2 separate regions of the Mus musculus genome follow, and region 1 is linked to region 2. A link is a contact called in ENCODE Hi-C or POLR2A ChIA-PET data. All regions are on one chromosome and are shown on one strand. The core of a region is the stretch at or near the end of the contact, and the rest is flanking DNA. Distances in the headings are between cores, read along the strand shown. Region 1 has its middle 16 kb from the start of C330024C12Rik. Region 2 has its middle 36 kb from the start of Socs5.

What was found. A loop is a pair of places that touch in the nucleus more often than their neighbours do. ChIA-PET counts read pairs that join two places held with the same protein, here RNA polymerase II (POLR2A).
Region 1: a map of heart shows a loop between it and region 2 (1.9-fold over the local background). The contact joins two enhancer-like sites. A Hi-C loop is called at or near these places in 1 of 37 maps with a recorded cell type or tissue (heart). POLR2A ChIA-PET finds 5 or more read pairs at or near these places in 1 of 5 experiments (Patski).

The regions. Positions count from the first base shown.
Region 1 is chr17:87,175,596-87,182,078 of GRCm38, reverse strand. No RefSeq gene overlaps it. Among named protein-coding and RNA genes, the nearest start is that of C330024C12Rik, 16 kb to the left of the region's middle. Within about 2 kb of position 3,000, at least 2 of the 3 ENCODE cell types and tissues checked have a DNase peak (open chromatin) inside an H3K27ac peak, as active enhancers do.
Region 2 is chr17:87,140,937-87,147,338 of GRCm38, reverse strand. No RefSeq gene overlaps it. Among named protein-coding and RNA genes, the nearest start is that of Socs5, 36 kb to the right of the region's middle. Within about 2 kb of position 4,832, at least 1 of the 3 ENCODE cell types and tissues checked has a DNase peak (open chromatin) inside an H3K27ac peak, as active enhancers do.

The sequences.
Region 1 (6,483 bases), core at 1,751-4,250, 37 kb before region 2:
TTTTTTTTCTGGGTTTTCCCCACTGCTTGTGAGATCCCAGGTCTTGACAGCCCTGCTTCCCAAGCCAACAGACTCCCCAGAATCACTTGGGGGAGCCCAAAGAAGGCCCAGGTTGTAGGGCCTGTAAGAACCTTCTCCCCAGCCCATCCAGGACGGGGTTAGACTCAGGAAGGAAAAGAGGGAAGTTAGCCTGTATTTTAGTCTGTTCTAAGTAACGTGCGGTCATGGTCTGGTTAAAAACTGTGCTCATGAGATAAGCACAGAAATTCTGAGCAAACACTTAGAAATTGTTACCACAATTTTCCGCTGTGCCCAACACGCGATCATTTTTCTTGAGATTCATTTTGATAACATTTCACAAAGCATTGATCCATAACTGAGGAGCTATTTTTAAAGTGATCCTTCACGGTCAAGAACTGGAGATGGACACCCCAGTAACCGCTCAGTGGTATCCTGTTGCACTACTGTGGAGTTTGAGAGACCTCAACCCCCTCTTTCTCTGTCTCCTTGGGACAGTGACTCCCCAGGAAGAGTTTCTGAAGAATCTGGAGGAATCCAGACGTCCCCAGGACGGAAGGCTGTGGGTGTTTTCCTGAAGGTGGCCTCTGCACCCCACCTTGTCATTCCTGCCTCAGCCTCCTTGCTGTGGCTGAGCCCCAGCTGTACTGAATCTGGTGCGAGCCGCTCTGAGGCGCATCACATCAGACGAAGACTTTTTTTTTGTTGTTGTTGTTAAACGCTTATACAGATGGGCTTGCTTTCCCCAGTGGCCTTGTGAGCTACGCTCTGTTTTTAATCTTCAATTTTAAGACAAGATGGCTTTTAAAAAACAGTCTGTAGGTGACAGATGCGTAAGATGGCTTCTAGAGCATCTACTCCAGGCTAGGATCTAAGTCAGCCTTTGGCATCACGGCCCTGCCTTCCAGGGGCTTAAAGTCTGGTTGAGTTGTTGAGAGGCTGAGTCCTTGGAGTTTGGGAGTCCTGACTATAAACCAGGAACTCAGAGCAGGGAAGAAGCCTTAGGGACCTTAGGAAGGCAGCCAATCGTGGGTCTGCTTTCACCTCCCTGGCTCCCCTCCCTGGTCCTTACTCTGTTCCTTCCTCCCTGGCACCCTGAGGGTGTCAGTGGCTTCATCCTCACAGACAGTTTTAGGGTACATATAAAGCCCCTGTCACCTTGTGCAATATAAAATATCCTATGATGGGGTGAGTGGCTGTCAGTGCCCTTGAGCCCAGCCTCTGGACCCCCTAATCATCCACTGAATGAGAAAATGAAATATGGCAGGGGTGGGGTGGGGTGGGGTGGGAAGGGGGAGCATCATGACTACTCCTAAAGTACAGAGAAGGATTTTATTGTAAATATAAGACAGAAAGAAAGCAGAGGGAAGACTCCAGGCTGAACATGGCTGGCAGACTAAACCAGACCATGGGAGGACACAGGGGGAGTGAACAAGAGAGGAGCCACTGGCCAAGAGGGGCAACCCAGGCCAGGAGACAAGACAATGAAGGGTAGGCAAAGGGGCAGAGTAACTGAGACTATACTGGGAAGGGCAGCCCAGCCCCTGGGCTGGAGAAGTTTAGGATAAGGGGCAGGGTATGCCAACCACACCCTGGAACAGGTATGGACTGAGGGATGCTGGGAGATCTGCCTGTTATCCACTTGGATATGTTAAATAGGCACCCCAGTCAGCCATTCATCCAGGTTTCTGAAGCCTGCAGCCTCTCAACTGCAAGCTGTCTCCTTTGCCTGGGCATTTCCTTTTGGAAGACTGTAGCGGTCCAATGGGAAATGCTTGGGGGAGGGGGCACATCTTTGCAGGGTCTAAGGAGATCTATCTAGCCTGGCTTCTTATTAACTCCAGGCCTTTTCAAGTCTTGCTTGGCCTTCAAAGCTGAGTTGAGTCAGACAACATACAGCTTTGCACCAGTGTAGACCCACCGCATAGTGATACCGTCTCGGAGAGCTGTGGCCACACCAGGAAACCCTGCCACAACCCTACCGTAACACTACCGCCGAGCTGCCTCATCCTAGTCCCAGCCCTAGATCGAGCTATTTCCGACTTCTCTTTAGCACTTGGGACCAGCAGACTTGGGGGTGGGGTGGGGTCTTGACTACCCAGGAGAAGGTTTGAGGAGAAAGTTCTTGTCATTCTTATTACACACTAGTTTGGGAAAGACAGACACTGAAAGACCAAAAGACCAGGTCAAGCCTACAGAGCTAGTTGGTGGGTTTTCCCGGAGTCCTGCCCAGCCTGCCCTGCCCATCCAAGCATATGCATCACTCTCACGTTACTTCTGATTTATTCTTTCACTAGTTAATTAATTAATTAATTAATTAATTAATTTTGAAATCTCACAAGTATGCCGTGTACATCAGTCCTATGGCCTTTACATTCTCTCTCTCTTTTTTCAAGTCCCCTCTTCTGGCAGCTCTTGGTCCTCCCAGCGCTGTCTTCCCACCCCCAGCCTCTCAAAGCCCCCACCCCCACAGTGAGCTAGGTAGAGAGAGTTGCAGCCAGGGCTGCTGGGGTAGACCCTATACCCTGCATATGTCCTTGGGAATCTCAAGATCAGGTGGGTGGGGCTGTGTTCCTGGCAGGACAAACAGTCCTGGTTCTAAAGGCCCCAGAGGCCAGGACAGAGTTTTAAATAGTCAGCAACAGGCCGACGGTGTTGTCAGCGTTGACTGAATCAGGTTTAATTGTTGGTTGGTGCTGAAATGATGAATGGGAGGAGGCTTTAAATAGGAACCCTAAGTGTTTCAGCCTCTCCCTGGGTGGGAACTCACTCCAAGTGCGTGTGTCTCCTATTCAAAGAGTCCCCTGGAGGCAGAGGCTGTGGGCGGCACCGGGCCCAGTTCCTCCTGCTTCCTAGGGGTGGGCTAGGAGTTCCTGGACAGAGATCCAAGAAGGGCCTGCTGGGGGCTGGAGAAGGAGAGCTTGCTGATTTAGTAATCCCTAGATCAACCCATCTAGCCATCTGTCATTTTTCTCACTGAGCCTGCCCCGTCACAGTCCCCACGGTGGCGCACCTGCTGCCTCCCGGCTTCACTCTGTACCCTGTTCATCTGAGGAGGTGTCTGCAGAGAAAGCAGGTTTACAACTGGAGTCCAAACTCAAATGTCTTGGCTCTGTTCCCAAGCTAGCTTCCCTAGGCTCTCAATGTCTTTGTTGGATAACCTGAGGAATGGCCCAGTGAAGCCCAGGAGAGGCGTGGAGATGGTCAGCTGAGCATCTGCGCTGTTGCTGTCAAAAGGAGCTCGGGCTGCAAAGGGTTCTCAAGCCCCTCCCCCACCTCACAGCCTGCTGGGGTTGTTGGGGATCAGGGGGAGAGGATCTAGAAGGAAAGACAGTTTCCAAGAACAGGCAGAGACCCCCCAAGCAGATGGCAGGTTCTGCATATTGCTTGCTAAAAGTCCCCTGCACTTGAGGCTGAGTCGAGGGCCACCTTCCCACAGATTCCTCGCTTCACTCCTAGCTGCGGTCCCTGCAGGTACTAGTGGTCTGTACACTCACGCCTTGGCTCTCTTTGAGAATGTGTGAATGTGTGCTGCCTCTCTGCCCTCGGTATCTCTTGAGTTTCACCACTGATGCTCATGTTAGGGGTTCGAATCTCTCTTCTCAGGTTGAGGGTTTGAAGCTGACCCTGGGTGCATGTGACTGTATGTGACTGTATAATGACAAAGGTTTTTCTTTTCCTTTTTTTTTTCTAATGTTGGGTGCCTTCAGAGATTGTTCTGGTTGAATCTGCTAAGATAAAAACAGACAGTAAATTGACAGGAGAAAAGGCACAGGTGTCAAAACTTTGTAATACATCAAACAGGCCAGGTGGAGGCTGCAGAGGGGGCTCTTCAGTTAAGAGGACTTGCTGTTCTTACAGAGAACTGAATTTAGATCCCAGCACTCAGAAGGTCACTCACACCATCTGTAACTTCAGGTCCAGAGGATCCAATGCTCTTTTCTGGAATGCCATACACAGCATGCAAATGGGCAAAATACCCACACACATAAAATACAAATAAATCATTTTTAAAATTTTTTTTATTTTAAAAAAAGTGGGGGGCAGGTGGCTAAAGTTTAAACGTCATGCTGGATTACAGAGAAGTCTCAACTAGGGGCTTGGGATTCTAGGGAACGGGGAGAAGAGAAGTGCTTCAGGGCGAGCAAAGATTCTAGAATAGAAGGTTACTTGAAGCAGGTCTCTGTGGGCAAGCTGTCTGATCTCTGGTCCCCTTTTCTTTTGAGTTCAGTGAGGGACTAGAGAGGAAACCATGAAAACTGCAACTCCCCTGAAGAAAATCTCCCTCACAGACAATGCCCCAGAGAGCTTCTTTCCCTCCAGGATGGGGGGGGGGGAAGGGGGGGGCAGGGGGGAGTGGGGGGGGGGGAGAAAGGAGACACAGAAGCAGAGGCTGAAGAGGCCCCAGTCCTTTAGTTCAAAGTCCTTGGTGCACCAAAGCTTCATGCTCTGGAGTATTTTCTGAGCCCCAACATTATCTTTAGTTAAGGTTTTTTGTTTATTTATTTGTTTGTTTGTCCCCCCCCCACCCCCATTAAAAGGCTCACAGGAGCCCAGGTACAAGAGAGTAGGCTTCTGAAGAGAAAAGCAGACAGTCTTGCCAACCGTAGTGGAAGGGTGGGAAGATGAGGAGCCAGGATGCTGCTTAGCTAACCAGGGTAGCTGTGCTGTGCCGTGGCGTACAGAGCCCTCTCAGCCTGTCATCACCTGCTCCCCCAAACTCAGGAACACCCACTTCTGATGAAGGAAGAAATGGAAGGAACTGTAGTCTGTAATGCCCACCCAGGAAAGGAGAAACCAGGGCTTGGTGAGGCTCGTGAGGCTATGGCAGACACCACTGGCTGGCCGATTGCATGTAGGCCGTGGGTGAAGGGTTCCAGACATGCTCTTTCCAGATCCTTAACCACCCAGCACGGAGGACGACGTAATCCTTCCCCTTTGATGGTGGTCCCAAAGCACTGAGAAATGTGCCCACACATCCCGCAGCTAGGAAGTGAGAGGCAAGGCTGGGCTCCCACACTCCACTGGTCTTAGTCTTGGAAAAGTAGTCACGGCCAAGTGCAGAGATAGGGAATTTTTCCTCTCTGCCTGAAGTTAGGTTTAGGTCTCATGTGATTCATGGGTAGAAATGACAAGGGGACAAAGATTAGCTCACCCCACCCTCAGAAGCTTTGCACACGAGCTTTCCTCAGAGAACGGAGAGGCACTCAGACAAAGGATGAACTTGTAGCCCAAGTACTGAGGAAGGAAGTCCTAGAACTGGGGACAGACAGAGGCTCAACTCAAAGCACATCCTGGTTCCACCACTGACCTACCCACTCTGTGAGAGGCACTGACTGTTTACTCTCTCTGGGTCATCGTTTCCATGTTTGTAAAAATGGCAAAACCAGGCTGTGGGTGAGGGAGCTGTGGGGGACTTTGAGCTATGTAGTAGGGTGCAAACGTACTTCTGCTGTGGCCCCCGATGTGGGCAGACCCTGGATCCCAGCCACTGGGGCATGGACCAGGGGACACTGGTCACTCCTTGTAGCTCAGTGTGACTTTATTCCCCACATTGACTACAGACATTTAGTGTCGGAAACCAAATACACAGGTGGGCATGTGCCAGGGCTGGGGAGGAAACGGGCTGAGAGCTTTCTGTCGGGTTGCCTGCAGATCATGGCCTCTGTTGGAATTCTTTTTGGAGGTGAGCCCTGGGGTAGGAAGGACAAACCTTAGGATCTGTCTGACGGCAAGCTCTTCTTTCAGTTCCTTCTCAGGGCTCCACACACGGCCCTGACAGCGCCATGTATGCGTCTGGGAGAGAAACGGGAACCGACAGTGGCCAGGCCACATTCCCTACCCCTCTTCCCACAGAGGCGTCCAGAGCAGAGGAGTCGGCCCTCTCTCCAGTGCCAAAATAAACTTGCATTGTTTCCAGCTGCACAAGAGGTCTCAAATGAATTGGTGTTTGCCAAACCCTAAAAGGAAGGAGGGCTGAGGGAGGGGAGGGGGTGCCGGGATCGAGGGAGCACCCCCTTGCTGCCCTTCCAACCCCAGATTTCTCCTGGCTTTCAGAATCCTCCATATAAGCAAACCCTAAAGCGAATCCTGAGGCACACCAGGAACACCCAGGCCTGAAGGAGACAAGGAAGGACCCATCACTCCCTTCTGCTGAGTGACAGCTACCTTCTCAGTCCTTAGTTCCACAGGCATGAGTGGGCTTAGGAGTATATATTCAGTAACTTGGGTTCAGAAGGTGAATCTGCCAATCATTTGCTGTGTGGCCTGGCCAGACAGCTCACCTCTCAGAGTACTTGTTTCCTATAGGTAAAATGGGATCATGACTGCAGTATGTAGAACGGCTGTCCTGAGGGCCAAGTCAGTTGATGCACTGAAGGGCTTAGAGTAGTGGAGTCAACATGCGTTATTTATTATGTAGCTGGTAGTAACTATAATATTGTTTTAAGCTTCTGAACAATATTG
Region 2 (6,402 bases), core at 3,583-6,082:
TAACATGTGCAGAATTCATATAAAACATCTGTTGATCCTGAACTACAATGGGTGACTCCAAGAAGCACTTGTGGGGTTGTGCAAGTTACAAGCTGAACCAACCACCATTTAGTGGTGCACCATTTTATCTGGAGGAATTGGTATAGAACTATGGTAGGTATTTACTGAGTGTCTGGAATTTATTCTTAATAATGAAACTTAAGGGTAACTACAAATAGCACTGGTTGATGATGATAAAATTTTTGTGTTTTTAAGCCAAAAATATATTTGTTTAAAAATCCTTCCTCTAAAATTGTGTCTCAATATTTAAGGCCAGTAGTTATTGGTGTTGTCAAATGGGACTTTTTATGTTGTCTACTGAAAATGAGCACAAATCAGAAGTACTTTCTAGCTCAGTGAACCAGTAGCTTCCGAATGATAGAAGTATGAGCCTAGAAAAATGCATTCAAAGTGCAAGACTGATCACCGGCTTCTCTACTGTCCTGTGTTCTGATTGGTCCCACCACTGTCCTGCATTCTGATTGGCCCTTCACACGGCCTCAGATCTGACTTTGTACCAACCCTTAAGAAATAATTGTTTGCCAAATTTTGTTCTAGCATCAACAGAGCATATCGTCGTAACTATTTGAAAAACCTATTAAAATACATATCTCCTCTTCCAACTATACTTCTACGTGGAGCCAAGTTTTCTTCATATTTTTAAGCAAGGGAAAACACTGGAGCAGACTGAGCAGAAAGACAGAGAAATTCCCAGCTGTCTTCTATTAAGGCAGATGCTAGGGAGCCGGGCAGCAATGAGAACAGTGCTGCTCTTCTTGCTGCCTTAGCCTTAAAGAGCCCTCCCTCACCCAAATGTTACCCATGTTGTGCTTATCTTTTCGTAAACAATAAATATGTTTTCTGCTTTACATTTTCTTTTCCAATATAGTACATATTGAAATATTGATAGATAAATCTTCAAGTTTGGGGAATCATCAACTATAGTATAGACTGTCAATGGGTCTTTAGATTTTAAGAAATGCTGTCCTGAATGGTTGAGACCCTGTAAATGTTGGGAAATGGGCTCAAGTGACCTGACATATGGGCATCCTCTAGAAGACAGGAATTCTAACTTCAGCAGGAGACAAGGGGAAACAGACTGTTGTCCTTCACTCCTCTTGGTACAACTGGAGGGGATCTGTGTTCCATCCGATAGGTGACTGTGAGCATCCACTTCTGTGTTTGCCAGGCACTGTCATAGCCTCACAAGAGATAGTTTATCAGGGTCCCTAATGAAGAAGCTAGAGAAAGTATCCAAGGAGCTAAAGGGGTCTGCAACCCTATAGGAGGATCAACAATATGAACTAACCAGTACCTCCAAGAACTACGTATCTAGTTGCATATGTAGCAGAGGATGGCCTAGTTGGCCATCAAAGGGAAGAGAGGCCCCTTGGTCTTGCGAAGATCATATGCCCCAGTACAGGGAAATGCCAGGGCTAGGCATTGGGAGTGTGTGGGTTGGGGAGCAGGGCGGGGGGAGAATATAGGAGACTTTCGGGATAGCATTTGAAATGTAAATGAAGAAAATATCTAATTAAAAAAAAGACAAAACAACAACAACAAAAAAATTGAAGGGGATCAAGCAGAGGACTGACCAGGACTGGACACAGCAACTCTCTGGTGAGAATGGTAAGGTACTTTTCTGAGATGCAGGGTTAGGAGATCCCAAATGCATATGTCAAAAAACAACAAAAAACAAAAAACAAAAAAACAAAAACAAAACAAAAAACAAACAAACAAACAACCCCAGACTTTAGCACAGCTATTCAAAAATTTCAAACTGTATGTTTGGAATCATTATATTCTTTTGTCAAAGCAGAAAAAACAAAAAAACAAACAAACAAACAAAAAACCCATGGGATTTAAAAAATCAACTGAGTTTTTACATCTTAAAGAAGTAAAGCCCCCCACAGACCAGATGAGCGTTAAAGAAACGAGTGTTCCTTCATCCACCCCTCTCCTTAAGGTCTCTGGTTTATGTGTGTGGTGGTTTGAATGAAAATGGCCCCATAGGTCCATAGGAAGTGTCACTATTAGGTGTGGCCTTGTTGGAGGAGGTGTGTCACTGGGGACTGGCTTTGAGGTCTCAGATGCTCAAGCCAGGCCCAGTGTCACTCTCTCTTCCCGCTGTCTGTGGAACCAGATGTAGAACTGTCAGCTCTTTCTCTAGCAAACATGTCACCCTGCATGCTGCCATGCTTCCCGCCATGGTGATAATGGACTGAACCTCTTAACTGTAAGCCAGCCCCAATTAAATGCTTTCTTTTGTAAGAGTTGCCATGGTCATGGTGACTCTTCCCAGCAGCAGAGCCCCCCCCCCCCCCACTAAGACAGGATGTGAGCGCAGCATTAGCTAATTCTCTTCTCTCTTCCCTCTCTTCTCTCGTCATCTCCCCAGCACTGCCTCTTACAGCTCACACCAGTTTCTTCTCACTCACTGTTTAACTGAAGTGGCCTATCATTCCTCATCCTCCTGCCTCCATTTCCCTAGTGCTGGGATTAAAACTGTGTGTCATTTGCCCAGCTTATGCAAGGGTAGGAATCAAATGCATGCTGGGTAAGCACTCTACCAATCCGCTCCTATCCCCAGCCCAGCATCAGCCGTCTTGAGTTGGAAGAGCCATCCAGTGATTTATGGTGGGATTAAGTTTTGCCTCTAAGGATGTTGAGTGGGGTGGCTTGGAGTTTCTTTCTTGTTGACTGTGGCTGGAGATGAAAGCGGTGTCGACCCCCACTGATGTGCTTGTACCCTCTTATGGTGAAGGCCTGAACACAGGTCAACAGCAGCTGACCTCAGAGAAGACTATGGGACCACAGGCATCGCCACATCTCTACCAGGATGTCAAAGCTTGAATCTACAACCCTGCCTCTATTGATTCCCAAGACAAATTCTTTTACCTGATGGAAAACTAAAACATTTTATGAGCATTAAAATCAATAGAATTACAGCGTGCTTTATTCTACCCGTGTCCTAGTAATTTTCTAAGCAAGAACTTTTATGAAATTTTTTTTCCACAAAGCTCAGAGGTAATGTATCAACATTCTGACTATGTCCTTTTATAAAACCCCATATTGAACAAACAGTCTTTCAATTAGAACTACGGGTTCAATTTATCTTTTAGTGGAGCCTTTCGTAGAGAAAGGAAGACTGGCCTTGCACTTAGGCGCTCTGGATTCCTGTGTGTAGATGGGTACAAGGACACTGAGAACAGCCACCCATGCCAGGCACTGTGCTATGCACATCTCCAAGATTATTTGGTTTCATATTTCCACACCTCCGTGTTAAGCAGGTGAGAAATCAGGCCCTGTCGGGAATGAGAAACCCACCGATGAACAGCAGCCAAGCCGGGGCACAGCCCACTCAGGCTGACAATAATCCACAAGTATGGAACACTGTTAACATGCTTGGAAGAAAATTGTTCTTTCCCACCACAATCAGTAAGGAGTAGGAGGTAGCTCCCCAGTAGAACCCTTGCTTCATACGCACACGGTCTGGCTTTGATTCCCAGCACCACAAATTGCTATGAATAAACTGCTCTGACGTACGAGCGGATACTGAATTATTCTATCTCCATGTGCCACAGAATTCTAAAAATCAATAATGGTGCTGTATTCCCTCCTCTGATGAAACTTCCAAATATGGCTCTGTGAGGTTTTTATTTGATTAGTGACAGGAAGAAACAAAGGTCAAAAAAGCCTAAGACCATACACGTGTGGCAGGCTCCCCTCAGCCTCTAAGACCCTTCGTGTGGCAGGCGCCCCCTCAGCCTCGGTCCCTAATCACTCTCATGTCCCACCTCCCAGGGAGCGCATCAATACACAGATGATTGCTGGCTCGAGGGCATTGCTCTTCGTTAAAAGTTAAACAGCATCCAGTATCGTATGACTTAAGACCCGGATTTCAGTTGGACGGCTCTGCGTACACGAGGCCTCTCTTCAGTATTCGTTTGCTGTGTACCTTCTCCTTGAATTTCCTCATTCTCTATACAGCCACGAAGTTCCTTATCTCTTGTGTGGTTTTCAAAGCTACCTAGAGTGGCAACTTCCTGTCCACAAGGCAGGGAACAAACGCCCATTTCTATGGCTCATTCACTGAGTCTCTTCACTCTTATGGAAGGGCAATTTACACCTGTCCTGTCCTGCAGAGGGCAAATTCAATGAATTGTGAGACTGTAATCGCAAACCATTTAAAACCCCACTGCTCCTCAAGTAGTTTTCAATTTCCAAAATACTACTCTTTCATGTTCCACCGAAGTTCCTATGTGGTTTCAAGTCATTAGCATAGAAGAAATTATTTCCATTTTCTGTATTTGTCAAATCATATGCATGCCTACGTAGACATCTGTTTTTTTTTGTACTGGAATTCATGAGAAGTTACCCACAGAACTTTAGGAAAGTAACATGGATGCTTAAAAAAAAAAATCTCTGACCTTATGAAAGAAAAGTATTATTTGAATGCAATGTTGGCAAGCAAGGCTGGAGAAGCCACGGCCAAAAATGATAACAACAGAGCTTGGTCCATTTGCTGGCATACTCCATGAGACCCACACTCGGAAGAGCCAGGCAGAAAAACACATCCGCATTCTTCACACAAAACCAACACCTGAGCGACTTCCCAAACCCTGGATAGAATCGGGGTTGGTTGGTATTAGCTGTCAGACAGGAACGGGTTATCTGGAAGGGGGCGGGGCGAGGACAGGGGGAGGGGCGGGGGCTCTGGGTTTATATTTGAGAGACCATCTTGACTGTGGGCAGGAACACTCCCAGTGGGAACCCTGGACTGCAGGAAATGGAGCCAGTGAGCTGCGCACCAGCATCTGTCCTGCTCCTCTGGCTGTAGGGGTGACGTCACCGCGGACTTGGAAGTGGGAGCTAAAACAAACCCTTCTGTCCTAAGTCAGGTCATTTTATCAACAGAAGCAGGGAAAGAAACCAAGAATCATCTTATTTCCAAAGAAATTCTGACTCTGACTTAAAAAGAAAATCTAGTTGCCGTTTTACTGCCGACAGTGGTCTATTTCACCTTCCCATAAAGGCTCCCTGCAGGACTCACTTCTGAGTTCCGTGACAGCTGTTACGCAAACACCGAATTCTAGAAAACAATTTGAGACTTTTGGCTCTTTATCAAGAAAGAAATTGCTAAAAAGCAGAGACAGTATTTTAGTGGCACAATTTATGAATTCTCAAAGTTGGAACTACTCAGCCAGACATTTCACTAGTCTCTTGGTGTATTAAAATTCAACACTGTCTCAATTACACTTAAGGGCACAAAATATTTGTAAGATAATGAAACTAAAAGTATTACGATTCAACTGTTTTTAAAATGTCGTAGTTTTAAGACAAGCACAAATAAAATAATTTATCATGTATTGAAAGAGAATCAGGGTAAAAGTTAGGTTTAAGTGCATAACTGCACCCATTTTATGAAGATGGAAAAACACAAAACCATTTAGTGTATGACAGATTTTCACCGTTATAGGACAAAAAGAGATTGTGTGGTGACAATGCACCAGGCACCAAGCACAGCTTGTGCTGTATCAGGCCCGAGAACAGCTCCCTCCCACCCAGGATTTCTGCTCCAGGAGCCCAACCTACACCACCTCCTGTGGCAAGTGGGGTCCCTGGTGTTCCTAGGCCACTGGGGAAGTTCCTGCACCCAGCCTCACAGAGGAAAACGAACATGTCTACCCCACTAAGACCTAGGCCTTCCCTGAACACTGTAAATGCCCCTGATGAAAGAAGAAAGGTAATTTGAGCAAAAGAGAGATGCTCAGCCAGTAAAATACTCTAGATTCGGAAGTCCAAGCACAGAAACAAAACCAAGATGAACAAACCAAGACCTGGTGCCTGCAGAAGTGACCGACCCACAATACTGGCATCGTCTGGACTCCATCCAGGGCAGGTTTGTTTCCCCTTTTTGCAGACGTTCAGTTTGTAGAGAGATTATCTGTGTACTGTATGGATGCATCACCCATCAATTAAGAAGACCTATGACCTATAGGAAAGGGTAGAATAGGTGGGACATCCCGGAGGCACAAAGAATTCTGGGATAGAGCCAGGTGTGGGAGATTGACCCAGGAAGATGTGAGAAGACAGACGCATGGTACCTGAGCACAGGAAGCCAGTTACATGGTAGAATATAGGCTAGGCGAGATGGGAGATTTTAAGTTAGAGGAGAGCCTAGTATATGGCCAAGGTATTTGTAAATAATTTTGAGTCCAAGTCTCATTTCTGAGACCATGAGCTGGGAGGAAGACCCCAGGACTGAATCTATATCAGTTTGCCATTACTATTTACCTCAGCCATTCCCTTAGCTCTCTTCATACTTCTGTTTGCCCATGTCCCAGGGTAGACTCCCAGTGA